2 separate regions of the Homo sapiens genome follow, and region 1 is linked to region 2. A link is a loop called in an ENCODE intact Hi-C map of the cell type or tissue named here. Cell type or tissue: B cell. All regions are shown on one strand. Links, peaks and the distances in the headings refer to the core of each region. The heading gives the core; the rest is flanking DNA. Region 1 overlaps LOC124902897. Region 2 has its middle 11 kb from the start of LINC00477.

What was found. A loop is a pair of places that touch in the nucleus more often than their neighbours do. Peaks named below come from ENCODE experiments on the same cell type or tissue, not always from the same donor. Only the 100,000 strongest peaks of a DNase experiment are listed, where the experiment ranks them.
Region 1: a loop joins it to region 2, with 2.6 times the contacts of the local background. A loop is called at or near these places in 11 of 110 quality-filtered maps.

The regions. Positions count from the first base shown.
Region 1 is chr12:24,721,978-24,738,407 of GRCh38, reverse strand. The region is part of intron 1 of LOC124902897; the gene reads right to left. Among named protein-coding and RNA genes, the nearest start is that of BCAT1-AS1, 90 kb to the left of the region's middle. In B cell, for the core only: CTCF peaks have their summits at 9,646 and 9,846 (motif pointing right); DNase peaks (open chromatin) are centred at 7,807 and 9,817; H3K4me3 peaks cover 469 bases.
Region 2 is chr12:24,586,672-24,603,101 of GRCh38, reverse strand. No RefSeq gene overlaps it. Among named protein-coding and RNA genes, the nearest start is that of LINC00477, 11 kb to the right of the region's middle. RefSeq lists an enhancer at 10,863-11,364. In B cell, for the core only: CTCF peaks have their summits at 5,919, 6,127 and 7,307; DNase peaks (open chromatin) are centred at 3,171 and 6,011; H3K27ac peaks cover 146 bases.

The DNA of each region.
Region 1 (16,430 bases), core at 4,387-12,386, 130 kb before region 2:
CTTAGACCTGGCTAATTTAGATTTGCTTTATACAAACAACTGAACTTTTTAGCTTATCCTTTCACTTTATCATGTAAAAATCTTAGACTGCAGGAGTTGGAATGTACCATAGAGATTTACACCAATCTCATCATTTCCTAGTTGAGGAAACTGTCAAGAAAGAGAAATAGAACTTAGGTTTTCTTTCGCTCTAGTTTTATACTTGATTTTGTAGATGATTCTGGCAACATGCCTTAGGTTTATGTGGCTATAATAGTGGGAAATTCTTATATCCTCAAAACTGTCATTTAAAAAAAATAAACATCCTGGCTTTGAAAAAAATTAAACCCACTACAGTGAGCTATTTTAGTTGAAACTCACTAACATTTAATTCTAATAATTGAGTCTATCTATCCATCTGTCTGTCCATCTATTGATCTAACTATCTAAACCACACTTTGAAGATTAAATGAGATCACATATGTAAGGCATCTAGCTGGTAAATAGTAGGTACTCAATACATGTGGGTTTCCTCTTTCCTGCAGCCCACCCCTGCTTGCCCTGCCGTGCACAAATGAGTGTGTTCCTTCACAACCCCCAGTTGAAAACAGAGATCTTCTAGATCTGAGCATTATCACAAAGACAGCAGAAAATGTTTAGAAGAACGCTTCAATGGCAGCAGGCAGAGAAATGCACTTGTAAATGGATCCTATTTCTCAGATATCTCGGGCCTTCTTTTTATCTTTTGTTAATGTGCAGTGATTGTGGTTGGAACAAAATTTAGCATATGATTTTTGATTCATGTGAAGCATAATAGTTAGAGTCTTAAAATTATTGAGGTATATTATGTAAAATAATTTTATCTGCTGAAACACTGACTTTTACTATACTATAGCAATTCCTGCTTTCTTATTCCTAATAGCATCTTGGGCATATTTTATCATTTACCAATCACCAGTAGTTAAACCGTAGTCCAGACCTGTTTAAAATTTCAATCTTATATCCAGTTTAAAACTTTTTTCCTTCCTCATTATAGGGTAGATTTGTGAATTAAGGAGTTTGAAGCGGGGAAGGAGGCAAGCTGCGGCACTGTGTAACATCTTCCTCTCCCTCTTCAAAGTTTAGCTCCTTCAATTTACATACAGGAAGGAGGAAGCAAGAAGGGAAGGAAATAACTACATTATAGTGTTCTATGAGGTTGACTGTCCATATCCTCCCATCATCTTCAGTCATTTTTTAAATACTGACTGTGGGGTAGGAGTTACGGTAGTGGTTGTTGGTAACAGGGTCAGTTATGTATTTTCTAATACAGCCGATTACAATTGTCAGAAGCTCATTGGTGGCCATCTCTGGACTGGGCACTTTGCACTATTACCCTGAGCTTTGAATCATAACTGCAATTTTGGAGAACAGAAAAGTCCCTCCTACTCAACATCTATTATAGCAGCCTAGTAATTCCTGAGTCAAATTTATATTTATAAGTATACCTTGTGTGTTTGTAGTGAATTGTCTGTAGGATAAAACGATGTAACTGAGAACCTTTGATGAGACTGTCACTGAGGACCACACTGCATAAGGAGGTAAAGTACAAGATTTGGATGTACGTTAGGTTTCCTCAACAGAGCATTTCTTACAATTCTTAACCTTTGATTCTCAATCTCTCTCTCTCTCTCTCTCTCTCTCTCTCTCTCTCTCTCTCTCACACACACACACACACACACACACACACACACACACTCCAATACTGTTCTTTCCTAGCTTTTCCCTTCTCAGGAAATGATGCCACTATGCATTGTGAACTGCCACAGCCACAGGCTTTCAGAGACATAGGATAACAACACGGTCATGGAACTGAAAGATTCTTGGGACCTTATTTGACAACTGCCCACTCTTTCCCCAATTTTGGTTGCTTAAACTAAGTCACTTTACTATCATAGACAAGAAAGTCCTAACATATGGAATAATTTATGCCATCTCTTATCTTTGAATACATATTTGCACAATAAAGTCCTAATATATGGAATCATATATGACATCTCTTATCTTTGAATAGGTATTTACATTTTACAGTCAAAAAAATAGAGTAGAGGCATCAAATCCAGAACAGTGCTAAGTGATCCTGTGATGGCAAAATGTTACATATAGGCTCAAAGCAGCTACTGATTAAGGAAATTTTATGTTGATTTATTTTGGTAGAGCAAAACATTAAAAGAAAGTATGTACTTAAGCGAGTTTGAACCTAGAACTCAAACTAATGTATCCTTCTCTCTAGAATCAGCATTGAATTCAATTCGAATCAGCATATATTTACTAATTCCTACTACGTGCAGAGCATTGTTCTTATATCTAGGGGAAAAAGTTAATGGATTTAAGGGATCACTTTGTAGACTGTCTTTTTTGATTATCTGAAGGAAATATATTTTTGTTACAACTCAGTTACAGAAAGATAAGATTTGTATGACAGATCTATAAACCTATTTCTTCTAGCAATATTTTCCAAAGTCTCAAGGCAATAATGTTTTATTTCTACCCAGCTGGAAAAATGTTAAATTACTCACTTAGCAATTGTAATAATAAACTTAATTTCACACAGTTTGAGCTATCTTAACTTTGTCAAGGCTTGGATTCTCAATATTAGTCTTTCAAATGAAAGCAACAAATGTTTTTGTCATTTTTCTTAAAATTAGACCTCTAGATTATGTCAATTCTTAAAAAGTGGAGTTGAAGGTGATAAAAGATGTTTGAACTGTCCAAACTTACTATACAACTTGTCTTTAAAACCTGGTCCAGAGTGCACAGTTGAGATGTGGCAGATCAGTCTCAATGACTCTTCCAGTCACTTTATATCCATGGTCACTGGATGATCTCTAGGGATGTGGAAACAGTTTGTCTTTGGTGACTACCCACTATCGTCTTTGTTATGCCTTTTCTGGATACGTGTCTCTGGGATGTCTTACAGTTGTACTGCATTCTGACTGCTAAAATCAGGTGCGATAATGCAGGCTAAATATTATCTCAGTGTTACTCTTTTTTCCCCTTTTTGTTCTACCTCCCCTCACTTATCCCTCTACAAGCACATCAAACATCTTATTCTTTCTTGTTGATGATTCCAATTAGATAGAGGGAGGGGCTTGGTTCAATTATCTTGAGTTTTGAATGACCACTAGCTGGCCTAGTGTATTCTAGTCCCAGGAGCATGTATATTTACAAGTCAATTTTTCTTTAATCTAGGAAGTGAAAGCTCAATGGTGGGGTCTCAGGCAATAGAACAAGAAAAGCTTTAAACTTAGCTCTGAGGGAAGAGCTATATTTCGTTGTCATTTACCCCTTGCCATTTTACTTACCTTTGTGAAGTGTTTCTATCTTATACATTTTCCTAAACAACAACTTTAGAACACACACACACAGTATGCATGTATTCAAATTCTTAAATTCTTACAGAAGTCATAAATTTGTCTGGTGTCAAGAACTGTTAAGGGGCTGAAATTTTACCCTACTTGCAAGCTAAGTTAGCCTGCCACCATTTCATAAATGTGAACAGAGGACACAAGACTCTTGGATAAGAGACAGAGGACAGTTTATTACCAACAGCAGCAACACAGCCCTCAGCCCCCTGAGCCCTAATTCCCACAGGATGAGCCAAAGAGGGCTAGATGGCACCCAAATATGTAGTAGGTTGTGTTTCAGGAGAAGAACCTGTACATAGAACACCTGGATCTTTCATAGTAAGAAGTCTACATAAATGCCCTTTGCTCTGGAAGGAAACATTGTCTTTTACACTAAGCTCACAGCTCAACCAAACAAATTCCCCTCTCCCATCTTTTTCTTTTTTCTCCACCAAAAGCTCTCTATCAAGTGGCAGGGGCATCATTACTTCTATTTCAAACTTCAGGGACCCCTTGACTCTGCAGCCACAGATATATTGCATTCTTGCCATGGCTGCAAAGTTTGCACTCTCTGGATGATTCAGACATTAACCTTCTTTGAGGATCCAGCTTACTCAGGGGAACCTGGTGGTCATTATCAAGAAAATGTCTTAAGGTTTTGCCCAGTTTGTTACCTTCAACAGCACTGTAAGTCCAACCAGGGCAATAAGAACCCAGGTACTCATCAACACCTCATCTATGGTTTCACCTGGGAGTTTGTCCTGGAGAAATCTCTCTGAGAATGCTAAAGTTTCCTTGTTTCGTTCAGTACCTATTACAAGAAACTGTAAGACCTTTTCTGTCATCTCCAAGTAGATTTAGAATGGGTGTGATAGGTGGGTGTGAGCCATAAGATGGGTTGACTCTTACCATTCTTCCTTAAGAAGTATTATGAAGCCTGCTCTTCATCTCCTAAGCATATCAGGTCAAAGTTTTATTGATGTACCTGGTTTCTACCTATATGGTCAAAATTTCATTCCTGTTATACTCAATGTAAGTTGTGTCTCTGTAACTCTTGTCTGAAAGGGGATATACCCAGGATGAATCTTGATGCCATTTGTTCCCACTTGGAGGGCCTGATGCTGATTGGCAGAATGGAAAGTAAGTCTCCTCCACCTCAGGGAGTGCTAGCAAAAACAGGACAGCATTTGGGCAGCTTTCTTTGAATCTAATTTCTGGTATTTAGCCTTCAACCACCTTCCAAATGCCTCCTCATTAGTAGGCAATAAAGAGGAGAAACATTTATTGCCTGGCACACTATACTATGTGGACAAAATGTTCACCACTGATTTTTATGAACTTCCTTTATATCCCTTTAACTGGCCTGTGAGGCCTCCATTCTTTCTCTCCCATAAAGCCATGTGTCTGTCAGCATCATCTCATCCTCATCTATAAAACTGTCAAACACTGTGAATAGTCTGAGATTTTACCTTACTTGCAAACTAACAAGTTAGGCCACTACAGTTTCATAGATGCTGGTAGAAGACACAAGACTCCTAAATCAGAGACAAAGAACAATTTATTATTTGCAGCAAGAAGTAGACAGAGAGTCCACATTTTTGTGTCAGTTATTTCAGATTCAATTTGCATAGGGTGATATGAAAAGGGCCAGATGATACCTGCACACATAGTGGTTTGTGTTATAGGAGAGATATTCTGAGCTTACTGGAATAGAATATTTTATAATGGTCAGTAAGCATACCTGTTCTTTCATCCAGGGGGATATGCCATTTTCAGCTTCCAAAGCTATAAGCAAACCTACTTTTTGCTCTGGAGAGAGATACTATCTCTATATTCAAAGGCTGTTTCTGATAGAAACTTCCTTGAAAAGATGATCTAGAACAAAGGTCAACAATTCTCTTTCAAGATGTGCAGAAATATAATACACCCGTGGAGAACTGTTTCCCTACATCTGGGATTACAGGCAGCCCTTATTTCATGATTATAAGGGACCCATTGAAAACAATAACACAAGAAAGCCAGCTTGGGAAATATTAATGAGAGTTTTGGTTTCTTTTCTGAGAGTTGGAAAGTACATTTCAATGAACAATATATTTAGCAGTGTATCAAATGTTATATGAAGATATGTCAAATGTTATATTAAGATCACATGTTTATAGAAGATACACACTGAGATTTCTTCTGCAAGTTTTCACATGACACATTCTCATGACCTGTCACTCTTCCTAATGAGGGAGACAAGATCATAGTATTTTAGTCAATGAGCCTGGACTCAACTCATTTCATTGTATTCCTTAGATTGCAAAAAACCATTGAACTTTATAGCAAAAGTGGATTCAGCAGATATTTTGCATTGCAAGTATTGAACTGTGTCTGCAAGGCAGTGGTGCCAATCTGAAAACTTTATTTTTCTGTTTAGGAACATGATAGGATTTTATCTTACTAATAAAAAGAAGCATCACTTTTCTCTTCATCCTGTGACCTCTAATATGTACATGTTTTCATTCAAATGCATCTTTCCAATAGCTAAAATAATTGCACAAGATTTGTATAATTTGTTTGACAAATAGGTAGATTTCATGTCCACTGTAGTTACATTGATTATAGGGAATTTTCCACCACTGGGGTAAACTGAGTTAGTCTTAAGTACTAATTAGCTTTGGATCGTTCATATTTGGCACTCCTAGTTACTGTGTAAATTTAGGCAGAGTAAGTAACCCCTGAACCTTAGTTTTTTACTCTATAGAATCGGGGGATAGAAAATTCTCTTATCAGCAAACTTATAAGGACTACTGGGACAAAATCAAAGCATCTAAAAAAACTTTGTACAATGCATAGTACATGATAAGGTCTCAATAAATGTCTGTCCCTTCCGTCTTATGTGGTTTGACTATATACGGATAGAAAGCCCTCATTCCTTATTGTCATGTTTTTCATTGGTGCACAGATTCCTCACTAATTCAGGAACAGAAATTAATCCTCCCTGAAGGACTTTGCCTTCTTACACCAGAGAACCAACTCCTCTGCCCACTTATTTGATATTGCATTGTTTATCATGACCTCTAGGATTGCAGCCATGTTGAATAATGAAGACTCACTATATAAACACAGACAAGTCCTGAGATGTGATTCCATGTGAGAGCTTCTGACAGAGGGGAGTGTGTTAAAAAGCTAAAGAACAGATTTGCAAAGCCTAAAATCCTTAGAATCTCAGCTTCAAATCCTGGCAGGATTGAATTAGCTTTTTTTTTTCCTCTGGAGTAGTTAAACTTAGTTTCATGTGTTTTGTCTGAGTACTGCGTGTGGGAGTGGGAATCTATATCATTCAGATGGAAGCTTTCATCTGTTTCAAGCCTGTATGTATATTAAAACAGCCATGAAATTTTATATGTGCTAAAATCCTAAAAATATCAGCAGAGACCTTAAGAGAATCAGACAGTGGGTTGAAGAAAGATTTAATATTCAGTATTTCTCTTTTCTATTTTTTTGTTGCATTCTTTTTATAAAAAGTTGAGTTGACAGGGGCTTGAAAAATGTACTTTGAAAGCCAAGCAATTGTCTAGTTAATGCATTCTATTAAGATGACAATTGCAAACAGTTTAAAATAAAACAAAACCACCACCTATTTTTCAACAGCAGGGTTTTAGGACCCAGGTTGTTCAAATGAGAGTCTTAAATTTTCTTTTTATTTAGCTTAAAAAAAAAAAAACAAAACAGCTCCAGTAGTGTTGCCAACATAATCTTAAATTCCCTTCGTTTGAGCATACAGAGAACAAGAGGAGGAAGTACAGATGCCTCAGAGGGACAAATTGCATCAGTGGATGGGAGTCTATCCTGAAAAATGGGTATTCCTAGCTCTTAAATTGAGGTCATAGTTTCTTGTTCTCAGAGTTCTGTATCATTTCTTTTTAAAATAATTTGTCAAGTTCAGCATGCCTTGTTTGCTAGACAGCAATGTGACTGTCCATCTCCTAAAACAATCAAGATTGCTTTATTAAGTAGAACCTAATGCATATCTGCACCAGAACAGGATTCCAGGAGGCTGGAGAATACATTCTGGAGCCATCTGCAGACTAGCCTTGGGCTTCCAAGCCAATGTCCCAATGGCTAAGGAACTGTAGATATGTTACTGAGTTCACTTACACCTTCATTCCGTGACCCTGAGGACAACACACCTTCATTGCACTCAACCCTAGACCCCATATCTTCTCCTTCTACCCACTCCTCCACATGAAAGTCAGAGGTAGACATATGAGTGCCTATTTTTGGTAAATGTCATGGTTTTTCACATCACTGAGTAAGCATGAAAATTTCTCTCTAAATATTTGAATCACTTCATTTATAGTCAAAAACACTTTCTCAAAATGAACATTGTGAAGCCAACCAATTTGACTACACATCTGGGTTTGAACCCCAAAGAGGCAGAAACACTATAGTTAATCAAACTAATTTGTATTGCTATTCTTATCTGGTGGTCTCACTTTGAGGAAACCACAAAGATGTCATTTGGGAAGTGTCAGCTTTAGGGGTGGGGCTGAGTTGGGGATGTTGGTCCTTTGATGGTAATGGTTGTATAAAACACAACATAAAATTGTGAAAAAACATTTGTAGTGAACTTTTTTAAAAACACATTTACTTTTTAGAGCAGTAGTTTTGAATTATGACAATTTGGAAAGAATGATGCAGTATGACATGATGCAAAGAACAAATCCCTGACTTTAAGGAAAACTGACCCCCAGTCCTGCCTCTGCTATTATTCAGTTTTGTTGGGTTGGGCAAGTCACATACCAACATGGTGTCAATCCCTTCTTTATAAAATAAGAAATTGGTTTAGCTCAGAGTTCCCCAAATTTGTACTTCAGACCTGTGAAGTTGTCTGCAAAAGTAAAAGTAATTTTGTGATAAAATAAATTGAGAATTACTGCATACTATGCTGTTCAAATGTACACTGACATATTGATATCTGTGAAATGTTCTGCAGTTGGACACATGGTTTAACTTTCTTTTCTTTTCCCTTTTCTTTTCTTGTTTTTGTAGGGACATGGTCTCACCTGTGTTGCTGTGTTGCTCAGGCTGGTGTCAAACTCCTGAGCTCAAGCGATCTTCCTGCCTCTGCCTCCAAAAGTGCTGGGATTACAGGTGTGAGCCACTATGCCTGACTTTAGTACAGTATTTTCCAAAATTTTTTTTGTCTGGTGACATACCTTAATATCTCTTAAGAATAGAGTATCACAGATATCTTTTGGAAACCCTGGGTTCAATGATCTCTAAGACCCTTTCCAGTTAGCATTCAATTATACTAGTAACTCTGTTTTTGTTATTTATTGTATTTTGTCAATAAGGAAGTTTTTTTGTTGATTTCCGGTAATTTCTCAGTTGAAATAATTTAGCTGCCTAGGGATTCATTAGAATGAGTCATTGGTCCTCCTGCCCCATGTAAGGTACTTTCCAGTTTTAAAGTTTATGATTCTAAGATTCTAATTTGAGATCAGCGACAAGTCTTCTTATAAGAAAAATTAATTGTATTCTTTTTTTTTTTTTTAGACATAGTCTCACTCTGTCACCCAGCCTGGAGTGCAGTGGTGCGATCTCGGCTCACTGCAAGCTCCGCCTCCTGAGTTCAAGTGATTGTCCTGCCTCAGCCTCCCGAGTAGCTGGGACTACAGGCACCCGCCACCGTGCCCGACTGATTTTTTGTATTTTTAGTGGAGACGGGGTTTCACCGAGTTAGCCAGGATGGTCTCGATCTCCTGACCCGTGATCCGCCCGCCTCGGCCTCCCAAAGTGCTGGGATTACAGGCGTGAGCCACTGTGCCCGGCCAATTAATTGTATTTTTTGCCTTCTAGAAAACCTTATGTTGCTTCATATTCTTGTTAACCTGCAAAATTTTTTTTCCAAATTCTCATTTTAAAAGAATAATAGATTTATCTATAAGCAACAGAGACATTTTGTACCCTCATGGTTAGTAGTTTTAATTTTTCGGAAAAATCATGTTACTCATTACGTAATATCTGTAACTAAATTTTAAACTATGGATTGGTACAAGTTTACACAGGCATTAAAATTTCCGATTATTCCTTAGGACATTACATAGGAGTATATGTGTTGTTGATTTTGTTATTAAAACACTTTCTTTCATTAACAATGTACCTCTTCTGTTCAGAAAAATGAAAAGGAAAGAGTACATGACCACATCTTTAAATAGATGTTCAAGTTCATTTAAAAAGATTATTTTTTATTTAAAACATTACAACCTCATCACCTGCAGACTATTTCTTTCATCAAAGTGGCTTAAGATGTATTGCATTTTGATAAAAAACTGCTTCCAATGGCTACAGCATCAAAAAGTAAATACTATGTATTTTATTTACCATGAAAAAGGTAGTGAAAGTTTCCCCAGTTTCTTAATCTGTAATTGGTCACTCTTTCTGTAGAGAGATATTGAGGATGGTAAAATACTCCCAGTACCCACAAGGTGGCATGGCCTTCTTGTTCAATCCAGTTTCATTTATTATTTCTGCTTTATCTGCTACTATATTTTAGATTCTGCTCTTTTATTAAAGTTTTGAATTTCACTTTATGGTTTTATTTTTCTTCACTTGCAGCCAATGGACAGTACTGGAATTTCTAGACAGAAATATATTTTTTAAAGAAATATTAAAGTAAAACTCTTCTACATCTTCTATTGTTTCAGTCCACTTTGGAGCTGACTTTAAATTATTTGACTGTGTATGAAGCCTAGTGATTATAAACTGCCTAATAAACACTAGATACTCAATAAATATTTGCTGTGGAATTTCATGAGTTGTCTTACTGAAAAAAAGGTATTAAAATACTCATTTTTTACCAGAACAATTTATGGATACTTTATATCTTTCCACTTGCTGGTGAAAAAGCTCTGCCTCTTTTGCTCAGGAAGTACTGTTATTTTACGGTATTATAAAAATATGTCATAAATTAGGGTGAAATCTCCATCCTATCTCAATTATAAAAAAGGCACGGTGAATTCACTTCAGTCCTTTACTCAGTAAACATTTGTGGACCCTCTCTCTGTACCCAGCACTGTGCCAAGGGCTGAAGAAAACATAAGGATGAGTAGAACATGGATAAGGGAATAAGCATGTAATTGCAAGAGCAGAATCATCACTCACCCATTCATTCATTCATTCAACAAATATTTATTGAGTTTACTGTGTTTCAGGTGTTATAAGAAGGTAAATAATAAATAAAATGGCCAAAAATCTTACACTAGAGTAGACAGACAATAATCTAGATAAATAAAATAAACACATAAAATGAGTGAACTCTATAGTATGTTCAATAACGATACATGCTAAGGAGAAAACATAAAGCAGAGAGAGGAGAGAAGCCTCTTGGGCCAGGAGAGGATTAGGTTGGCTATATTTTTATTTTGGGTCATGAGATAAGGTCTCTGTCTCTCTCTGCAAAACGACCTGAAGAAGGTACAGAAGTGAACTGTGTGGTTGTCTGGAGGGAAGAACACTCTAGGCAGCAGAGACACTAAGTACAAAGGCTCCCAGTGGGACTGGGTCACTGTCGCGTACTCTGTTGGGGTTGCTAAAACAAAATGCCATCAAATGGGTGGCTTATAAACAACAGAAATGGATTTCTCATAGTTGTAGAGGCTGGGAAGTCCAAGATCAAGGTAGAGTCTCTCTCTGGTGAGGGCCCCCTTTCTGGGTCACAGACTGTACCTTCTCACTGTGTCCTCACATGGTGGAAGGGATGAGAGTCTCTCTGGGGTCTCTTTTATAAGGCACTAATTTCACTTACGAAGGCTCTGCCCTCACGGCCTAATCACCTCCCAAGGGCCCCATCTCTGAATACCATCACTTTAGGGGTTGGAATTTTGGCATATGAGTTATGAGGTGGGTACAAACATTCAGACCACAGCACTCATTTAATGTGTGCTACCCCAGAGTCCTACATAAAATGAGATGGGAGCAAAGGAGACTGAGGGGCTCCTTGAGGAAAGTGAAAGAGGATTTAGCTGAGGAAGAGAAATCTACCCCACACCCAGTGGACAAAGGTGCTCCTGGTTGAGCAAAGCCATAGAGGCATGAAAGCCAAAGATGTGGTTGTGTGGGAAGTAAGAAGAAAAATGAGGCTGTAAATAGGACGAACATATAATAGTCCTGTATGCACAACCCTATTTTATATCCACTTGGGGGGAAAAGCAGTGATTTCACCAGATTAATTTTGAGGGAAAAAAATTTAGGTAAATCATAAAATACAATGAACAGACAATATATGTGCAGGATAATATTAACTTACTCGAATCTGTTTTCCTCTCCAAAAAAAATTTATATTCCTTCTCATTGGGATTACAAAATTTTGACTTCAGGATGCATAAACAGACAGATAGTAAAAGTTTTGAGCATTCTGTATTTTCTAGATATCAGTTCTGCTTTTGTGATAAGGCCCCGGATGCAGTGTCTACCTGGCAATGCACTAAATTTTAGATATCTGAGATCTCTACAATGGATAGCATAAGTCTCTTTTATGAGAGGTTTCGTCAGAGGAAGAGCTCAAGTGATTCTATCTGACGGCTTCTTTTTCTAGGCTTTAAACCTTTAGTGGGGGTCAGATAAGGGGATGGGAAAATATCCCTTGATTGTTTTGGAGAAAACTTAATCTGACACTTTAAATGTTAACTACTTAGGGGCTAAATGAATGTATACATCTGCTGCTGCAGTTATGGTTCTTAGTTTTCGGGTTTTGTTTTTTTAAGGCAATACGGTGGATTTAAATTTCAGGCTCCCACTTCAGGTGTGCAAACTACCATTCATTCTTCTAAAATTCAACTTAATTTCTATTTTCAGATATCATTCCACTGGCATGTGAGGAAACTTAGTTCCAGGACTATTATTGGAACCCTTCCTTCACTGAGGTTGTGGCACTTGATAGTTGTAATTAAGGCCGAGATGTTAGGTGAGGTGGGGTCTGCTCCACACAGACTGACACAGGGAAACTGTCAACCCTCTGTCCACAGGGCACCTCCAGGCCTGTGGGCCCCCTGCTAGTACTTTGACAACTTTGGGAGCAGGAACTTGCTGTTTCCTGGCATGCTAGGGCCAAGGGAATCCTTGCAAGGCCATGCTTCGTCACATACAAATGAATGCTAATTCCCTAACTGGGTTCATGTTCTCACTCCTGGGATTAGCCATTATTTCTTCAGGATCCACTTGTCTTCTTTGCTCTCCTCCCCAGAAGCCAGAAGAAAGTGTTTTGAGGTCTTGAAGGGAAATCCCTCTGCCTTTGTGACTTCCCTACTAGCTGACCTGTAACCTAATTATCATCATTCTCCTAAGTGTTGGGCTGTTGAAAACCAAGTGTATGAAGATCAGAGGATATTTTCTGGCCCCACATAGACCTGTTCTGATTTTCTGTTCTAAGCAGGAAAGGGAAGAAGAGAAACACTAAAAAGAAGGAAAAAAGTATTATTTTACAAATATCATCCTACCCTATTTATATAATTTCGTACACATACAGGCTGTGTACATATATATATATATATATTCATATGTGTGTGCCACTGTAACTAAGGCATTTATTCATATGTGTGTTCCCGTGTTTTTGTGGGAAGGCAAAGTTACTGATCTCTGCTGGGCAATCTTAGGCAACTCCTTTAACATCTTACAGTGTTAATTTTCTAATATATAAATGGTGAACATTAAGGCCTTCAACTCCTAACTGGAAGCTTGTTGTAAGGATTAAATGAGGTAATTGTGGGGACGTGGTCGATCACTAGGCATTTTATATGGTTTGGCTGTGTCCCCACCCAAATCTCATCTTGAATTGTAGTTCCCGTAATCCCCATGTGTCATGGGAGGGACGTGGTACGAGGTAATTTAATCATGGAGGCAGTTACCCTCATGTTGTTTTCGTGATAGTGAGTGAGATCTGATGGTTTTATAAAGGGTTTTTCCCTCTTTTGCTCAGCACTTTTCATTCCTGCCATCATCTGAAGAAGGACGTGTTTGCTTCCCCTTCAGCCATGATTCTAAGTTTCCTGTGGCCTCCCCAGCCCTGTGGAACTGTGAGTCAATTAAATCTCTTTCCTTTATAAATTACCCAGTCTTAGTCAGTCCTTTATAACAGCATGAGAAGGGACTAATACAGCATGTATACACACACATACAGCTCCAAGAACACACTTCTGTTTTTAGTTCAAACACTGTGTTTTGAATTTCAAGTGACCCTATGTTTTCAAGAGCACTAAATTTAGTGACAAAACAAAATTAGTAGACTTCTTAGATAGAATATTAGTTTATATTTTCTTTCCTAGGATGGGTAGGAAATTTCACTATCCTTGCAGATCCTCCTGTTTGTCCCAAACTGTAAATCTCTTCCATTCTGTCTGTTTCCTTCTTAACACGAGTAGCAACTTCACAAAGACATTATGTTGTCCACATCTCTCAGAATGCTGTGGCATGTTCAGGGCTGAAGTATGGGATGATGTATGGAGTAGAGGAGAAGTAGAAGCCAGAGGTTTGCATCTGCCTTTGGACAGCATAGCCCTAAGTTCCAAGCCAGCTTCCATTTCTGTTCCTCAAATGATGGGACTGTGGGAGGCAAAGCCCAGGACATCTGAATGGATGAACTTGCATGGGGCAACAGGAGAGGATCTGGCATTCCAGGCATGCCAGCTGCTTCTCCCCTTCCTGGCCCTTCCCCTGTCTACACTGCATTCACCCCCCAACAGGTTTGCACATACACACACATCAGCAGAGTCCTGTGACCTGGAACAAACAGATGAGGGTTTTCAGATTGTATTATCCCCCACACTTATGAACGTGGCACATTTTAATTCCTGTCTTTTCTTTCTTTTTTTTTTTTCTTTCTGATTCTACTTAGCTATTTTTTCCTCACCCCATTGCTCTAAGAAAGATGAGTGTCAGGTATGGTTTGGGGTTTGTTTGGGTTCTTTGTTCCATAGAAAAATAATAGCTATCACTTACTGAACACTTACTATTTGCCTGGCATTATGCTGAGCACCTTACATTCATTATGTAACTTAATCCCTCAACAAACCTATGAAGTAAGAAGTACTATTTCCTTATTACACTCACAGACAAGCAAACTGAAGTTTAGCAAGGCTAAGTGGCTTGCCCCTGGGTCACATAGTAAGTGGCAAAACCAAGATATGAACCCAGGCAGTCTGGCTCTAGAGCTTATGCCTTAAGCATGACATATGGATAAGGAAACTGAGGTACAGAAGGATTCCAGGTACTCATTCTAAGTTCCAAAGTGAAAAAATGTTTTCGTCCTGATAGTCAATCCAGTATTCCATTCCATTGTCTTTGATCAAGTTCAGATGCCAAGTGGAAGAAAGAGCTTCATTTGGGAGCATTGCTTGCACAAGCCCTGTGCATCAGATTTCAGAGCCCTGGTTTCTTGAGGATGAAGCAGAACCTGTTGCAAGCTTTCCCTGATCGGGTGCCTCAACTCCTTTTCTACATATTGGCAGAGGTGGCTCCAGGACCCCAAACTGAAGCATTTGGGAGGAATAACTTTAAGAAATATATAGTTATAAATACAAAATTAGATGTATTTATTTATTTAGAATGAGACATGAAATCATATCAAGTGACAAATGTCAGAAAGCTAACAAGTACACAAACATCCTGAAATCTATAGGAATCATATTTTTTAATGAGTATAACCTTGTTAATACTTTTTTCCTCAGTTTTTTTTCCTATTTAATTTTCAATGCTTTTTTCTATAACAATAAAAAAGTCAGCCCTTTCCTTAGGATGGTTGATAGATTTTTATTTAATTGCTAGTTGAGATGTACAAAACATTGGCAACTTTATACACAGACACGCTTGCTTTGGGCAGCGTTACTACAGGTTTTTGCCATATCAACACCAGAATTCTGACAATTTCTATTTCACAAACTTTATATTCAAAAAAAAAAAATGTGTAGTGTATTTGTAGTTGTATATACAACATTATCAAGTATTGTATTAGTCTGTTTTCATGCTGCTGATAAAGGCATACCTGAGACTGGGAAGAAAAAGAGGTTTAATGGACTTACAGTTCCACATGGCTGGGGAGGCCTCACAATCATGGTGGAAGACAAGGAGGGGCAAGTCACGTATTACATGGAAGGCAGCAGGCAAAGAGAGAGAGAACTTGTGCAGGGAAACTCCACCTTGTAAAGCCATCAGATCTTGTGAAACGTATTCACTATCATAAGAACGGCACAGAAAAGACCTGCCCCCATGATTCAATTACCTCCCACTGGGTTCCTCCTACAACACATGGGAATTCAAGATGGGATTTGGATGGGGACACAGCCAAACCACATCAAGGATATTCCTGACAGAATAGAACTTCTATTATGACTAAGAATTAAGAAAAACTCAATTCTTTACTTATACATTTACATGTTACAGAAGATTTATTCTCAGACTAACTTGTGATTCCATCAATTTCAAACCTGGGCTGCTCTCTCTTACCCACACGCTTTCAGTGCTGGGTGTCATGGCACCTGTTCCTATCACAATAGAACCTCTGACCTGTACCTCATGGCACAACACCAGGAGAGTCGGCACAGTGGGCAGGAAATAAAACTCAACACTACACTAAAATGGCTAGCAATGTGCCAACTACACATGAATATTGCTTCAAACCACATCAACATGTCCCACTGAACCAAAAAAATGTGCACCTCCACCCAACCTCCCCTTGGAAGATTCAAGAAACAACCATGGCCACACCAACATCATTGGAATGGGGAAAAGTGGAACAGAAAGTTGGAGTAAAGAGGGATAACTTTCTTTTTTTCTTTCTTTTCTTTCTTTTCTTTTTTTTTTTTTTTTTTGACAAGATGTGACTCCATTGCCTGGGCTGGAGTGCAGTGGCACAATCTCTGCTCACTGCAACTCCATGCTCAAGCAATTCTACAATTTCAGCCTCCCAAGTAGCTGGGACTACAGGCATTCACCATCACGCCCAGCTAGTTTTTGTATTTTTGTATTTTTGTATTTATTTATTTATTTTTTTGGTAGAGGCGGGATTTTGCCATATTGCTCAGG
Region 2 (16,430 bases), core at 3,041-11,040:
GTTGCTTATGTTTTCATTTCTTCACACCTATTTTTACTTCATATATATATATATTTCTCACACTTAACCAGACATAAAACTGAAAAGCATTTTTATTATTTGTTATATTTATTTTTATTATTTGCCATTTTATATTTCAGGCTCTTTTAAAAGTAAACTTGCAATGTAGATAATTATATTTGTCTCTTTACATAGACTTTTTCTTTCTTACTTACGCACCTCATTGTTTATTGTGGCAAGGGGTCCTGATTAGGAGATTTCAACATAAATAAAGGATCTCTATTTCTGTTTCTATAATAAAACAACAGGCCGGGCGCGGTGGCTCACGCCTGTAATCCCAGCACTTTGGGAGGCCGAGGCGGGTGGATCACGAGGTCAGGAGATCAAGACCACGGTGAAACCCTGTCTCTACTAAAAATACAAAAAAAAATTAGCCGAGTGCGGTGGCGGGCACCTGCAGTCCCAGCTACTTGGGAGGCTGAGGCAGGAGAATGGCGTGAACCCGGGAGGCGGAGCTTGCAGTGAGCCGAGATCGCGCCACCGCACTCCAGCCTGGGCTACAGAGCAAGACTCCGTCTCAAAAAAATAAATAAATAAATAATAAATAAATAAATAAAACAAAACGAGATGTGAACCTTGGGGCGTTGACACTGAGAACCTCCAAGAGATGTGATTATAAACAACACTTAAACACTGAAGTTTTTAATAGGTGAGTCCCATGTGAAATGATATTAAATATGTTCTATTGAGTATTTGATTCCGTGAAGAACTAGGTTGCTTTGTAATTTTAAAGGAATTAATACTCATAAACAAAATTTTAAAATTATTTTTAAATACATAAATCCATCTATGGTTTTGGAGTCTCTCTCTCTCTCTCTCTCTCTCTCTCTCTCTCTCTATATATATATATATATATATATCTACTGGAGTACACAAACTTGAGGCCTAAATTTCCTTGTAAAACAAGTTGAATGACATCAAACTTCAAGTTTTATTATTTTATTTATTTATTTTCTGAAATCCATTAAACTTGCTATTCTTGGCAAGTAATAGGAACTTCAGTTACTCCTTCTCCAAGATTTGTCACACGGTTAGATATCAAAAATATAAGGCTTCAGATATCAAAATAGGCACCAATTAAATAAAACTGTACTTTTTTTTTTTTTTTTGAGACGGAATCTCGCTCTGTCGCCCAGGCTGGAGTGCAGTGACGCGATCTCAGCTCATTGCAAGTTCTGCCTCCCAGGTTGATGCCATTCTCCTGCCTCAGCCTCCCCAGGTAGCTGGGACTACAGGCGCCCGCCACCACGCCCGGCTAATTTTTTTTTTTTTTTTTTTTTTTTTTTGTATTTTTAGTAGAGACAGGGTTTCACCGTGTTAGCCAGGTTGTTCTCAATCTCCTGACCTCGTGATCCGCCCGCCTCGGCCTCCCAAAGTACTGGGATTACAGGAGTGAGCCACCGCACCTGGCCAAAACTGTACATTTGTAAAGGGTATTAAAACCTATTGAGAATGTGTATTTTAATATTTATGATTGTGATTTTATTTATTAATGGTTTGTTGTACTTGAAGATACTTACAAAAATACCCTGTTCTATTAAACATATTTAAAATACAAATTAATGAATAAACATAATGTTGTACTTATTGTCTAAGCATGTTGTTCTTTAACTTAGCAGTCACATCTTGGAGTCTGATGCATTGGCACTTTGTGAGTTATGAGACTCACATAATGCATACTTTACCATTCTTATTTTTGCACTCAAAATCCACACTCATACATGTTTGGATACTAAAATTACATGTATAGTTTTTTTTATATACACAAACTCATCATTTTAACCAAGGATATGAGTAATAACAACTACATAGTCATCCAGGGAATGCCATTAAAATCTGGCATAACTAACAGCAACATTTCATTCAAATTCTTTGGTGATTCAGAACACTTGATTAATGCTCTTTCCGTCCCCTCAACAGTGTTTCCTGTTCTTAGCCACATGCACAGCCACAAGCAGAAGCACCCAAACTCTGAAAAAAAAAAGCCATTATTCAAGTAGGACTGGAAACTAAGTCACTCTCAAGAATTCCAGTCACAAATCAAAAATTAGAGGGAGTCAGAGAAATGGAAATACCTGGCTCTCCATTAGAACTGTTTCCAAATATTTATTATGCATCTATTCATCACTGATTAAAAGAAACATTATTAACATGTTTGCTTCAAAGCAATAAAAATCAGCCACCATGAACATTATATAATTTATTTCTGTACAGTGCTACTAACAGAACTTGAGACTTGGTTCCATTTTTAGTCAAGGCTCTCTCGTCAATGACTAACAGAAGCAACAGAAGCCCAAATTAAATTGTCATATTGACGGTCCTGGGCTATGCTATTTGGCAACTCTGGTGAGTGGAATCTCCCAGCATACTAGGAAGGCACGGTGAAAACTGACATTTACATCAGACCGTGGCTACTCAGATTGCATATGGTAAAGAGAGTTATTGACAGTGGAACCATATTTTAGGCCATATTTTAGGTAGCTGCTGCTACCCATTAGACACAATTTTATTTTTATGTAATATAATTTCATTTCCCCAACAATGGCTAAATAATGGGTGGCATCAAACAAAATGAGGACCTCTGTCAAAAGGAGTCAACTCTTGGGTGGAGATGATTGTCTTTATCATGTGCTTTAAAGTTGGAATAGAGGCTCTTGCTCTCTAAATTCAGTCTTCATTGTCATGTGAAATCTGCCAGTAATAATTCCTTCTATTAGTGTACATCTTCAGATGAATGTTTTTAACACAAATAATTTAGAGAGGGATGCCCAAATTACTCAACATCTTCAAGCATATGAATTGTCAGATGTTTTATTCATTCATTAATTTTTTTCATTCATTCACTCACCTCTTTTATGCCTACCACTGAAATTTATAGACCACCATCTACATGTCATGCATGCTTCTATGTGGTGAAAATCTTGAGGAGTGTCCTTGAGTGGCCACCTCCGGTTAGCAGCAGAATACCAAGCTGGTAGTAGTACCCAAAGCAGGGAAAGAGGCACAGGAAAGGGAAAAGACATTTGCCAAATCCGACTCTGCTACTTCACAGCTTTGCCTAAAACTGGCAATGGTGGTCCCCACAGGTGTCCAACCCCAACCACAACTGGTGAAGTATGCAAAAGCTGCCTTGAAAAAGGGAAGTCGACTTCGGAAATACAGGATTCTCTAGAGTCATTTCATTGGTTGAGAACAAATTTTCATTAGCATTTAAAAAATGTTATGCACTAAATGCTTTAGTGGCAGAATCCAGTTAGTTTCATGGAGAAAATGCTCAACATACTAAGATGTACGTGTTCAGCAAGTCTAAAGTTGAGAATTTCATCATCTTGATCAAACCAACTCCTCTAATTTTGTTAAGTGGTTACAAACACAAGACCTGAAACCTCAAAATCACCTTCCTATACATTCCAATCTCATTCTCACGTCCCATATTGCATTATTGACCACGTTTTTTTGTTTTCAGTCTCCTTTTACAATCCTGTTGTTCTTCCCTGTGTGCCATCTCATTCTAAGTTAATATATTACCAACTTATTTCCCTGCTGTCAGTGTTTTTTGCCTTCCTAACCCTTCTGAAAACTGCCACTATAGTATCATTTTGATCATGTTGTTCACACTTTTGGTGCAATGTAAAGACTTCTAAAACTTAGCTTCAGACCCTTCTTGTACCTCAATTACAATTTGTGCTGCCACAGGCCTTTGACCCTGCTGAGCTTCAGAGAAAATCCTAACTCCTTAGCATGGTACACATGTATGTTTATTGCAGCACTGTACACAATAGCAAAGACTTGGAACCAACCCAGATGCCCATCAATGATAGACTGGATAAAGAAAATCTGGCACATATACACCATGGAATACTAAGCAGCCATGAAAAAAGGATGAGTTCATGTCCTTTGCTAGGACATGGATGAAGCTGGAAACTATCATTCTCAGCAAACTAACACAGAAACAGAAATCCGAACACGGCACGTTCTCACTCATAAGTGGGGGTTGAACAATGAGAACACATGGACACAAGGAGGTGAACATCACACACCGGGGCCTGTCGGCGGGGGTGGAGGCTAGGGGAGGGATAACATTAGGAGAAATACCTAATGTAGATGACGGGTTGATGGGTGCAGCAAACCACCATGGCACATGTATACCTATGTAACAAACCTACATGTTCTGCATATATATCCCAGAACTTAAAGTATAATAAATAAAAATAAATAAATAAATAAAAATTGTCCATGTCTATTTTGCCATCTTTTTATGTATAGCCACTCATTTTAAGGCTTCTGTTTCAGTCAAAATTGTTTACTCACCACTTCTAAATCACTCTTCATTTTTCTCCTTCCCTATATGGCTCATAATGGTTTTACAAACGCATACATAGCTACAAATTTGAGCTTTATGTAGCTTCTGACCGATCTTAAAACTTCTCTGAGTCTGATTTTCTACTGTAAAATTAAGTTTTATCATATCTAACCTCTCAACCATATAGGGTTTTTGTGAGGATCAAGTAAATCAGTATTTATTGACTTCATGTTGTATGCCAAACACTTTGCTGGTTTTAATAACATGTCTTATTAAAACTTTCCAAAAATTCTGTGACATAAGTAGATCTTATTTTCACTTTACAGATAAAGAAACTGAGGCAATAATTTGTAAATACTTTGCTATTTGACAACTATAGAAATGTATATATTTGTCTGTTTGTTCCTGATACTAAATCTTCTAGTTGACGCAATCTTAGTATTTTCTCCAACTACATTTTAAGTTCTTCTAAGGTGTAAATGATTTTGTGAATTATAACATGTTCTCTTGTGGTAGTTAATAAAGGTATTAATTGCTTTGTAAGTATTTCCAGATTTATTTTGATATACAGCTTATGTGATTGGCTGACGATTTTACTTTTCCATGAAAGGAGCTTAAAATCTTGCCCCCCAAACTTTTTGCCTATTGGATAACAGCCATGCACGTGAAAATAAAGAGGGATACCAAGAACATGAGATAAGCCTCACTTATGTGGGCTGCCTCAGAGTATGTATAAGTAGGTACAAATACAGATATTTCCTCTTTGCAAATGTTTTTAAGTGTATTAAATAGGTCAAACAAAGTTGGCCTAATGAAGGGGAAAATATCAAGGGTAATTCAAAACCATATACAGCATATTTTTACAATGTCTATTAGTGATGAGGTAACTGAGGATGCCATCACTTCACTAGTGATAAACACAATAGACGCAATAGTGACAGACGCTCATCAGACACTGGCTTTGAGAACGTGGCTTTGATGATTTACAATAGGGAAAGCAAAACTAGTTTATACTTGAGCAGGGATGTGTTTATTCTACTTATCTGAAGTTAAAGCCAATCATCACAGTGGGTTGAATGACCTTAAATCTTCATATTTGAGCAGAACTTAATGGACCATTTGCTGATAGATAAATTCCAGAAAATAAACCAGTTCCCAAATTTGTGCGTGTGTGTGTAGATACATATACACATATATATCATATATTATGTTATTAACTAAAAACAAATGTGTTTCTTTTATAGAAAAGTATAAATAATGGACTTTAAACAACTTCCTAAATAAACAAAGATGCTGTGGTCCAAAGGCTAGCTCATTCAACTGAATTTTTAAAGCCGTATTTCAAGTTTACCTAATAATTAAACATTCTTAGTTGAGGAAATGTGAATTTGATTTCTCCGTATATTTTCTTTTTCTTGATTAGAAAGAACATGCCTTGCATGGTGCTTTGATCACTAGAAGTAACCATTTTAGGTTGAGGTCCTGTAAGTCCATTCTTTTCAATATGAGACAGAACTCCTGGCACAAATTACATTTCCCTTATTGCATTGTGTTCAATTTCAAGTACCATTCTTACATCTTAATACAAGAAATATGTGTGACATTGCACCTTTTTCTGAACAATATGCTTGGAATGAAGTATGTTGTAAGGAAATTAATCCATCAACCTCTTAAGAGGGGATGATGGTTTAAGGAAACCCAGTCTGTCTTTTCAACCCATCAAGGACATGTATTTTGCCTTTATCCACTAGAGGGGGTAATGTTCTTCCATCCTAAAACACCATGGAATTATCCAGACATGATTTAAATTCACAGTGACCTTGTTTATTTTGAAATGAGGTCAATTAAATACTATATAATACAATGGATGCCAAAATCATCCATAAAAGTTGTTTTGAAAACATTTGTGACACAAAGATCAGAAGGATTTGTTGTTCTTGTTGATACTAAAATTTGCCAAATCCACGGTTGTAAAGATGGGTAAATTTGTTTTAGTTGTGAGAGGAGAATTTGTATAAAGTAATGCTTTCCATGACCATTCCAAAAAATACTATGCAATTTTTTATGTGATTGATTTCAATGTATTAGGGTTGATAATTGGATTGTTGTCTGTTTCGTTCAGTAAGGAAGAAGGTCATCTCTTTTTTATTTTCTTAAGATATATTTAGGAAATATTGGGAGAATTAAATAGATTTATAGAAGTTTATAATAAATATCATAAATACATAAATGAAATGTGATATAACATAGGTGATTAGTAGTACAAGGATTGGGATATGTGAAGATCAATAACATACTGCAGAGTTGATTTATTACATATAAATATATAATTATCACTGTTTATCATGGTAATGATTTTTCTTTTAATAAATTCCAAGTCAATAAGACAAGAATGTTTTTTTCTTTAAACCTACTGAAAAATAGTTTGAATTGCAGAATAGCTAATCCTATTTAGTTGTTAAAAGATAATCAAAATAATTGGTTAGAAATAACCAGTAGCCAAATTGATGAAATTTCATGATTATAATTAACTGTGCTATTAGGTCAGTTGTTTAGCTATTTCTATGAATAAGAAGAAGCCTAATCAAAATGCAGAATAATTAGTTCTGTTGAAAAGAAGAGATATAATTTGTAAAAAGCACGTATGTTGCATCAACCATATTTTTCATAATTCTAATTACTTTCTCAAATAAAACATACTTCTGGTTCCTAAAGATTATTTCCCTTGAGTAAAAGCTGCAGTAGTGGTTTCATATGGGTGAGTACCAGACTCACCATATAACTTTTGAAATTATTGATGCCTAGAGGGCCCCCTGTAGCAATGTGAATTCAGCAGGTCTGGAGTGGTTGCAGCACGGAAATTTTTTAAAAATTCTGCATCGACTTTAATCTGCAGCCCTGGTGGAGCATCACTGCATTGCATGAGGAGTTAATTGTACCTGACTAGGTTTTTCTTCTTGCTTTCCACCCCTAGAAGGCATACTATTAAAAATTCTTTGGAGACAAAAGAAGAAAATTATGGTAAATTATTACAACTTTTTACAGGAACACCCCCTATTGTATGAGTGAGAGTTAAGGCCTCAAAATACCTATGTGTGACAGTGAATTCCATATTATAGTGAAAATAAACATGCTTTTGAAGTCCTGTGTTGTTTCTTAGTAATTTGTGCTGCCTGGAGATCTTCCAAATACAGCTAACAAAGGCTTGTAGAAAGGACTTTCAGCATCATGAAAAAATTTTTGCTATAGACAAGAACGAATATTTACAAAACAATAATCCCAAACAGATCCAAACCCTATAAATAAGTATTGTTTTCTTGAATATTACCATAAAAATACAGTTATTTTAAAACTGAGTAACATATTTTCGTACTATATACATTAAAATAAATTATACTGAGGTGATAACTCAAATGAAGGTTTTATAATAACTGGGAAGTTAAATTATATGCAACCAAAAATAATGCATAGATGACATGCACATTTCATGTCATCTATATGTAATCTATAATTTATTTTACTATAAATAGGATCTTCAATACACATTATAATGGTTATTTATAGTGCATGATTTACTTTAATTAATATAACAACAAACAGTGGAAATGTAAAAAAAGATCCTTTTTTTTTCTCCTAGAGAGATTTTTTTCCACTCTGTTTTTCAACACTTAACTGAGAAAACACAGTGACTACAAAGGGCAGCAAGTTCCCAGGACAGTGGAAGGAATTAATGTGTGTCCAAATAATTGCAGTGTAATAGCACACCTGTATATATCAGAGATATTGGAAGCCATGAATGCACAGAAGAAAAATGTCCATCTCTGCCTATAAGAAGCCTAATGGTGAAAGTCATAGTTGTGGTCACGTTGGGGTGTGTGTGTGTGTGTGTGCATGTGCTGATAGGTGTGTGTATCAATAGATGAAAGAACAATCATTGAAGATTCAGAAACAGTCTGGGACTCATGAACTCATTCAATTTCATCAAAGTTTGTGGAGTTTCACTCGGTACAGACATAACATTTTCTGTCAAAAAGCAGATAATTCCCGAGGAGATATGTCCAAAATTAGCCAGAACATCAATGTAGAGTACGATCAACATGGAAATTGAAAGTGAGATAGAGTGTTTAAAGAGGGGAGATCTCCCCCAAGAGGTATGTGTCATTAAAGTCCAGGTAAGATTGTTTCTGGAGAAAGGAATAGCATCAAAAGTCAGAGGCAAGAAAGCATGGGAGAATACCTGGGAACAATTCTTTTCCCACTTCGGAGCATGGACTCTGCCCCTTCAACCCAGAGCACATCTTCTACTCTGGGAGCAATTTCTGAGCTCTTCCACCCAGATTAATACCTGAACTTATATTAGACTTATAATTAGAACCAGTTAAACATTTAATTATATGCTATTTTGCATTGTTTTCTGATTCTTTATTACTTTTTCAAAAATTCTTAACCCTCTACGTTATGAATTCTTTGAGGGCAGGCATTGATTTTATACACATGTGATGTCTTTCACATTGCCTACTATGCTATTCATGTGTACGGTGTGGATTTGGTAAGTATTTGTTTATTAACAGAGAACGTGACCAAATGTAGTAGTGGTAGGGTTGCCACATAAAATATAGAAAACCTAGCTAAATTTGAATTTCAGATAAATGACATAAATTTTTACTACAAAAGTACTGATGGGGCATGCTTATACTAAAAAATCATTCGTTTTTAAAAGTCAGAAATTAACATTGTTTTGTTTTGTTTTACTAAATCCGGCAGCCCTAGATGGTAGTGTATCTTTTATGGCTTTGTCAAAGTTTCCAATGTACTGAATATGAATTCCTAAACTTTCATCCAAGAATAAACTTACTAATAAGAATAGAAGAAAAACGACATTTGTGAACCAAAAAGCCAGTGACTGAAGATGAGCGAATGTACACAATTTGGTGATTGAACAGGAAAGGACGAATGTGAGAGCCTGCAGACTACACAGAAGAAAGGAGATGATACAGATTGGAGAAGAAAGTTGTCTGAAGACATAGATAGGATGGTGAGACAGCAAATAAGAACTTTGGGAGGCTGAGGTGGGCGATCACTTGAGCCCAGAAGTTTGAGACTAGACTGGGCAACACAGTGAAACTCTGTCTCTACAAAAACACAAAACAAAAAATTAACCAGGTGTGGTGGCATACGCCCATAGTCCCTGCTACTTGGGAGGGTGAGGTGGGAGAATCACCTGAGCCCAGGGAGGTCGAGGCTTCAATGAGCCATGATCGTGCCACCGCACTCCAGCATGGGCGACAGAGTGAGACCCTGTCTCAAAACAAACAGGCCAGGCGTGGTGGCTCATGCCTGCAATCCCAGCACTTTGGGAGGTCGAGGTGGGCGGATCACCTGAGGTCAGGAGTTCAAGACCAGCCTGGCCAATGTGGTGAAAACCCCATCTCTACTAAAAATACAAAATAGCCGGGCATGGTGGCAGGTGCCTATAATCCCAGCTACTCAGGAGGCTGAGGCGAGAATCGCTTGAACCCAGGAGGTGGAGGTTGCAGTGAGCTGAGATCGCACCACTGCACTCCAGCCTAGAGGACAAGAGCGAGACTTTGTTTCAAAAACCAAACAAACAAATGAAAAACAAAAAGAGGCAGGAGAAGCCAGTTTTTATGAAACAGCAAAAAGGGAATTAAACACTTAAAAGAGAAAAAAGAGCAAGGCTGAAAAATTGAAGAGAAGTGGAGTAGAAAAAAAAAAGCAGGTGATGAAAAAATAGAAATAGATTGAGGAGGTGTGAAGAATAACAGACCCCTCCCTTCTCTCCTCCCCACCTATGCGCCCAGGGGATTTATCTGTTGCTGCTGGTGGTGGTGCAGATGTCACCAGTCACCCTGGGAGCACAGATAAGGATTCACCTGCTCTTCTTCTCAGGAGAGCCAAGGTGCAGAGCTGGCCAACAATTACAGCAAAAGAAGCATCAAATCAACTGGAGTGAGGGAAGCAGACAGGGCTACGGAGAGGAAGCAGTGAGAGCATGCACCAATGTGCATACACACACACACACACGCACACACACAAAATAGAAACAAACCAAATCTCTGCTTACTGGGATGGTGTGGCAAAGATAAGTTCTAGGGAGGAAACATGGGCTAGAATAAAAGTCTTTAAAACACGGGTTCATATGATATACCATGACAAGAGTAAAGTGTAAGGAACATTTTTTAAAATTTATGACAAATAATTTGTATTTTATTGTCTGGTGGCTCTTTCTGAATTGCTCCAGACAGCATTTTTTTCTTCCCAAATTACACAGGGAAGGATAGAGAATACTGAATCTCCTATCATTGGCTTTATGTAGACTGGGAGACTTCTTTTTCCTTCCTTCAGGAAGTGTTGAGGCATTAGCCAACCAGGAAACAACCACAGGTAAGTAACACTTTTAATTCATCTTCAAAATTCTGTGACACTTGCCTAGAGTCCTAGGTCACTGCTTGATGGGCAGTTGTGTAAGCCAAGAACTTGCTTCCTCATTTTAGCTCCCTGCCTAGTTTAGTGGCTTATTGCTCATAATACACTGGTAAATGGGATGAAATACAAAATAAATTTGGATGATCTTGAAAATAAACCTTACTTATGACTCTGCTTCCTAACACAGATTTTGTATGTGTAGGGGAAAGATAGGAGGTGGTTTGCTGAAGAATTTTATTGTTTTGTTTCCAAAACTAATGAAGAACAAAGAAAATCTGAGCTGATGGCTCAAGTTTGTTTTCAATTCAACTTCAAAGAGGGAAAACCTACTTTCCTAGGGAGCTGTGGAAGGGCTGCTCAACTCTCCTGACTTGAAAACCTGTAAATCAGCTGTGCTGTCAAGAGACCACTTTCCAGGAATAAACCATCATTTTCTCCTCTGTCTCCTTCTTGTCTTTCATGAATACCATTAGAGAGAATTAAGAACTATAGGCTACATACTCTTGTATTTTTATAGATTATTAGTTGTATGTCCGAAAACTAATGTTAAAGTACTTGTGTCAACCTAGAAGATGATCTCTAGAGGCAAGCCAAAGGGTTCTGTCTTGTCTAGTTTATCATTATTTGTCGGAGACTTAGATGAAGATATAAAGGAATGCTCATCAAATTTGCATGTGAGTATTATTTTGGGAGTAGAGAGAAATCCATGTATGATGGAATTAACATCCGCAAAAGCCAAAACCAAGAACTCTAACACGTGAAAAGAAGGGCCAAATCTAACAGCATGAAACTTATGTAGGTAAATTTAGATCATAACCCTTGGATCTCTCTCTCTTTCTCTGACACACACAGACACATACAAACACACGCACAGCTGCATTCCTGTCAACTGAAAGGAGCATGGCTTATTGGCACCTGAATAACAAAGGTTCATGGATTTTTATTTCAATAAAACCCAGCAATATGATGTGGCTGCTGAGAAAGCTAATGGCCCTTTTGAATGTGGTAATAGACTTGTAATGGCTTGAATGAGGGAAGTGATTGTCTTGCTCCCAGAGCTGGCTGGAACAATTCTGGTGTGTTACATTCAGTTCTGAGGATCTGGGAAACATTGAGAAACTAGACTACATTTGAAAGGGAATAATCCTTGAGTAAGGAAATTCAAAACGATTCCCCATGAGTTGTACCTGAAATATTACCTATAGAAGAGAAGGGTCATAGGCAATGAGAGTTAGCTCAATTTATTCATCAAATATCTGAAGGGCTATTAAATGGAAAAGAAATCAGACATGTTCTCATGAATGGTAAAGCTAGAGCTAATAAATTGATGTTACAAGGAAATAGATATTGGCTCAATATAAAGAAATACTGTCTGTCTGAACTTAGAATTAGTTTACAGGAGTTCATTCCCCAATAGTAGAAATTCAAGGACAGGCTTGGAAAACCACTGGGTTAGGTGTTAAGGGATTCCTCAAAACGATAAAGGTATTAGATAATATTTAAGGCCCAGGAAACAGTATAATCTGGTCAGTAAATTTACATTTTCTCAAGTCAAACAAATTGGATCCAAAATTTAGTCTATGTGAAACTGACAAAATATGTAACGGCTTTTTTCCTCAGTTTCATCTTCTATAAAATAAAAATATTAATAGAAATTAATTCAGGATTATTAGGAAGATTAACTGAAAACATGCATGTATAGTGATTAACACAGAGTAATTATTTAATAGATGATGCTTTGCTTCATTTTAAGATTTAGGTACCTTCCAATCCAGGCAGTTGGAACTCATTTGTTATAAAAGCTTATGTTTCATCTGGACAGTCTGCAATGGGTCTTCTTTCAAAATTCCCTAGCGGTACAGAGCTTGGCATTAATTAATTAATTTATTTGTCATCCCTCAGCGTGATACAGAAGCTATGAAGAAGGCTTAGAATTTATTCACACTCTGCCAGCTAAGACGGGAGTGCAGTTATAGCGTAATAAGTACCTAGAAAATGTTTATTTCTCGTCAGTAGTAATGTTACCTTGGGAAAATGTAGAAGAGAAGAGGTAAATACATAGGTCTTGATTTCAATCTTATGACAAACTCCTCACATATAATTTGCACCCCATTAATTAACTTAGAGTGTTTTTTATCATTGCTTCTGATGTTTGCTATTAAAATATAAACAGTACTACAAGGGGGAGCTACGACTCTGAAAATATGAGTTATGGGCAATCGGAAGAGACGTTCTGGATAAGAAGACAGGGAGGGATGATGCATCCAGGCTAGTGGGGGAAGCAATGAGTACAAAATATTTGGATCACAGGGCAATAGCATTCAAAAATGGACCTCCAGATGTATGATATACATTACCTTCTTCTCTAAAGATAGTCTTTGCACACAAGAAATATATATAGGTATACATTTGTGTATATATATATGCAAAGATTATACCTTTAGAGAAGAAGGTAATATATACTGAACACCTTTGCATACATGTGTATATAACTATGTGTATTCATGTATGTGTATGTGTATATATGCAGGGATTTGGGATATTAAGCATATCATGGATATGCAACCTGTGCAGTTGCACAGGGCCACATGCATAGCAGGACCCCACTCTTGGTTTAATTCTATGCTGTATCAGGATTAAAATTCTTAGTAATTTTTGAACATGGAGCAAACTTTTTAATTTTGCACTGCATCCTGCTTATACATAGGGGTATGTGTGTGTGTACATAATCTTCAAAGGGAAAGGGACTTTACTATTTGTCTAATTGAGCATTTCCTCTTACCTCCATTTTATCATTCTCCATGCTTTTCTGTTACACAGATGCCTCATTATTGTTTTTGCTTTCATTTTTATACATATTTACCTTTCATTTATATATTATATAAATATATATATATACATACATTATATATAATTTTTTTTCAGACAAGGTCTTGCTCTGTCACCCAGGCTGAAGTGCAATGGTGTGATCTCGGCTCCCTACAGCCTTCACCTTCCGGGCTGAACCAATCCTCCCACCTCAGTCTCCCAAGTAGCTGGGACCACAGGCGTGCACCACCACACTCAGCTAGTTTTTGTACTTTTTGTAGAAACAGGATTTCATTGTATTTCCCAGGCTGGTCTTGAACTCTTGAGCTCAAGCAATCTGCCTGCCTTGGCCTCCAAAAATGCTGGAATTACAGGTGTGAGCCACTATGCCCAGACTCGTTTTTATATTTTGAATAACACCAGTGGTGAATACTGATATAATCCTTCTAGTTATTTTTAAATAAATATAGATTAATATATATGTATATTATTACTTTTTTACATACATGAGATCATACAATCCATCTTCAGTCCTATTTCACTTGAAGACATGCATTAGAGATCTTTACAGATAGGCACATATAGATCATCATGATTTCTGGAGATTACTAATGCGACAGTCTGTCCTCCTTATCCATGGGTTTTACATCGGTGGATTCAACCATCCTAAATATTCAGAAAAATAAATGGATGGTTGCATCTGTACTGAACATGTATGAAAACTTTTTTCTTGTTATTATTCTCTAAAAATACAGAATAACAACTATTTACATAGCATTATATTGTGTTAGGTATTATAAATAATGTAGAGATGATTTAAAGTATATGGGAGGATGTGTGTAGGCCATTTGTAAATACCAAGCCATTTTATATAAGGAACTTGAGCGTCCATGAATTTTGGTACTTTTGGGGGACAGAGTCCTGGAACCACCATGGGGTAACTATAATTTAGTAGGTCATCCATAAGTTATTACAGTACCCTGGGATGTGATTTATCTGAATGGGAAGGTCTGGATTATTTTAGTGCAATAGGTAATCTCTTGTTATTTCTGCATATTTCGGACTTCAACTGCCTTTTGGCCACGTTTACTCTACACTTTCCAGCTTTGTAAGACTATTTTTTTTGTTTGTTTGTTTTTTGAGACGGAGTCTCTATCTGTTGCCCAGGTTGGAGTGCAGTGCCACAATCTCAGCTCACTGCAAGCTCTGCCTCCCGGGTTCATGCCATTCCTCTGCTTCAGCCTCCTGAGTAGCTGGGACTACAAGCACCTGCCACCACGTCCAGCTAATTTTTTGTATTTTTAGTAGAGACAGGGTTTCACCGTGTTAGCCAGGATGGTCTCGATCTCCTGACCTTGTGATTCACCAGCCTCGGCCTCCCAAAATGCTGGGATTATGGGCGTGAGCCACAGCACCCGGCCTGTAAGACTATTCTTAATAGAAAGATAGAAACAGTATAGGAATGATGTCATTGGCCTACCACCCTCTCTTCTGTAAAAATTATGTAAATTATCTTAAACAAGAGACCTAATTCTTCCTTTTTATTTTTCTGCTAAGTAGCTAAAAATCTTATTTGGTTGGCTTCAAGGTTTTTTCCTTTGCCAATAATCTCTACTTATTCTGGACTTTTATATTTTTGGACAGTGTTTTCACATATTCATGTCATTCTTTGGTATTCATTCTTATCTCCTCTTTTTGTGAAGTGTGCTTATCTCCTTCAAATCTGAGCTCAGCAGACAGTTCCCTGGGCTACGTTACGTGCCCCTTTGCTTTATCCTCACTGAAATAATTAAGTTACTACTAATTAAGGTAATACAGAGAATCCCCCTCAACAACTTCTCGGTAGTTTATTTGTTAGAATCTCTGATAATTGATCAAAACAATTTTCTTTCCTCTTTACAAATAAGTTTCAATTCTTGACTCACATACCCAAAATAAGCATAAATAATGAGGTTTTGAGGAGACATTAGTAGTATCCAGGTACAGAAGAAGTACATGTGCCTAAACCAAAGCAAGCCCAAAGTGGTTTAGTATTAGTCATAGCATTAGCAGAATGAATGAATGAATATATGCATGAATTTAAGACCAGGACTTTATAATATTTGCTCCTTTAGATGAACATATAATTTAGCTAATCTTTTTAGTTATTACAGGGTTTTTTTCTTCTCAATTTCCTTTCTTGCATTTTAACCTTGATTAAGCTATGGAGTAAAATCATAAATTAAATGTAAAATTCTTACATTTTTTGAAGGACTGATTCCTTAAAAAATCAGAGTCTCAACACAATAGTAAGATATTGTGATTTTTGTCCTAAAGCAAAATGGGATACAATAATAAGGGATGTGACCACTGATCTAAATTGTTGTAAAAGAGTAAAATTAAATCAGAACTCTGAAATAATATGAGCACATTCTTTGTGTGTTTACCTTTTTTGGTCCATAGCTTTTATCAGATTCTGAAAGAGGTTATATACCTCCAAATATTAGAAAACACACAAGACACAATTTTATAATAATAAAAACAGACGAAATTAACATTTTAGCATGTATTTAGATATGTAGACTATGTTAATTTCAAAAGTCAGTTGTAAAGCTCTTGTGATAACTGAAAATAAATTCACCATCCACTTTTGATTAAGAGGCCTAAAACTAAATTATGATTTTAAAACTTGTAAGGTATTTTCCACATTATGCTCTGTTTTAACTATGGGTTCTGTAGAATATATTTCTATATTAGTTGATATGATCATATGATATTTTTTCAGCCTGTTAATGTGACAGATTACATTGATAGAGTTTTGAATGTTAAATTA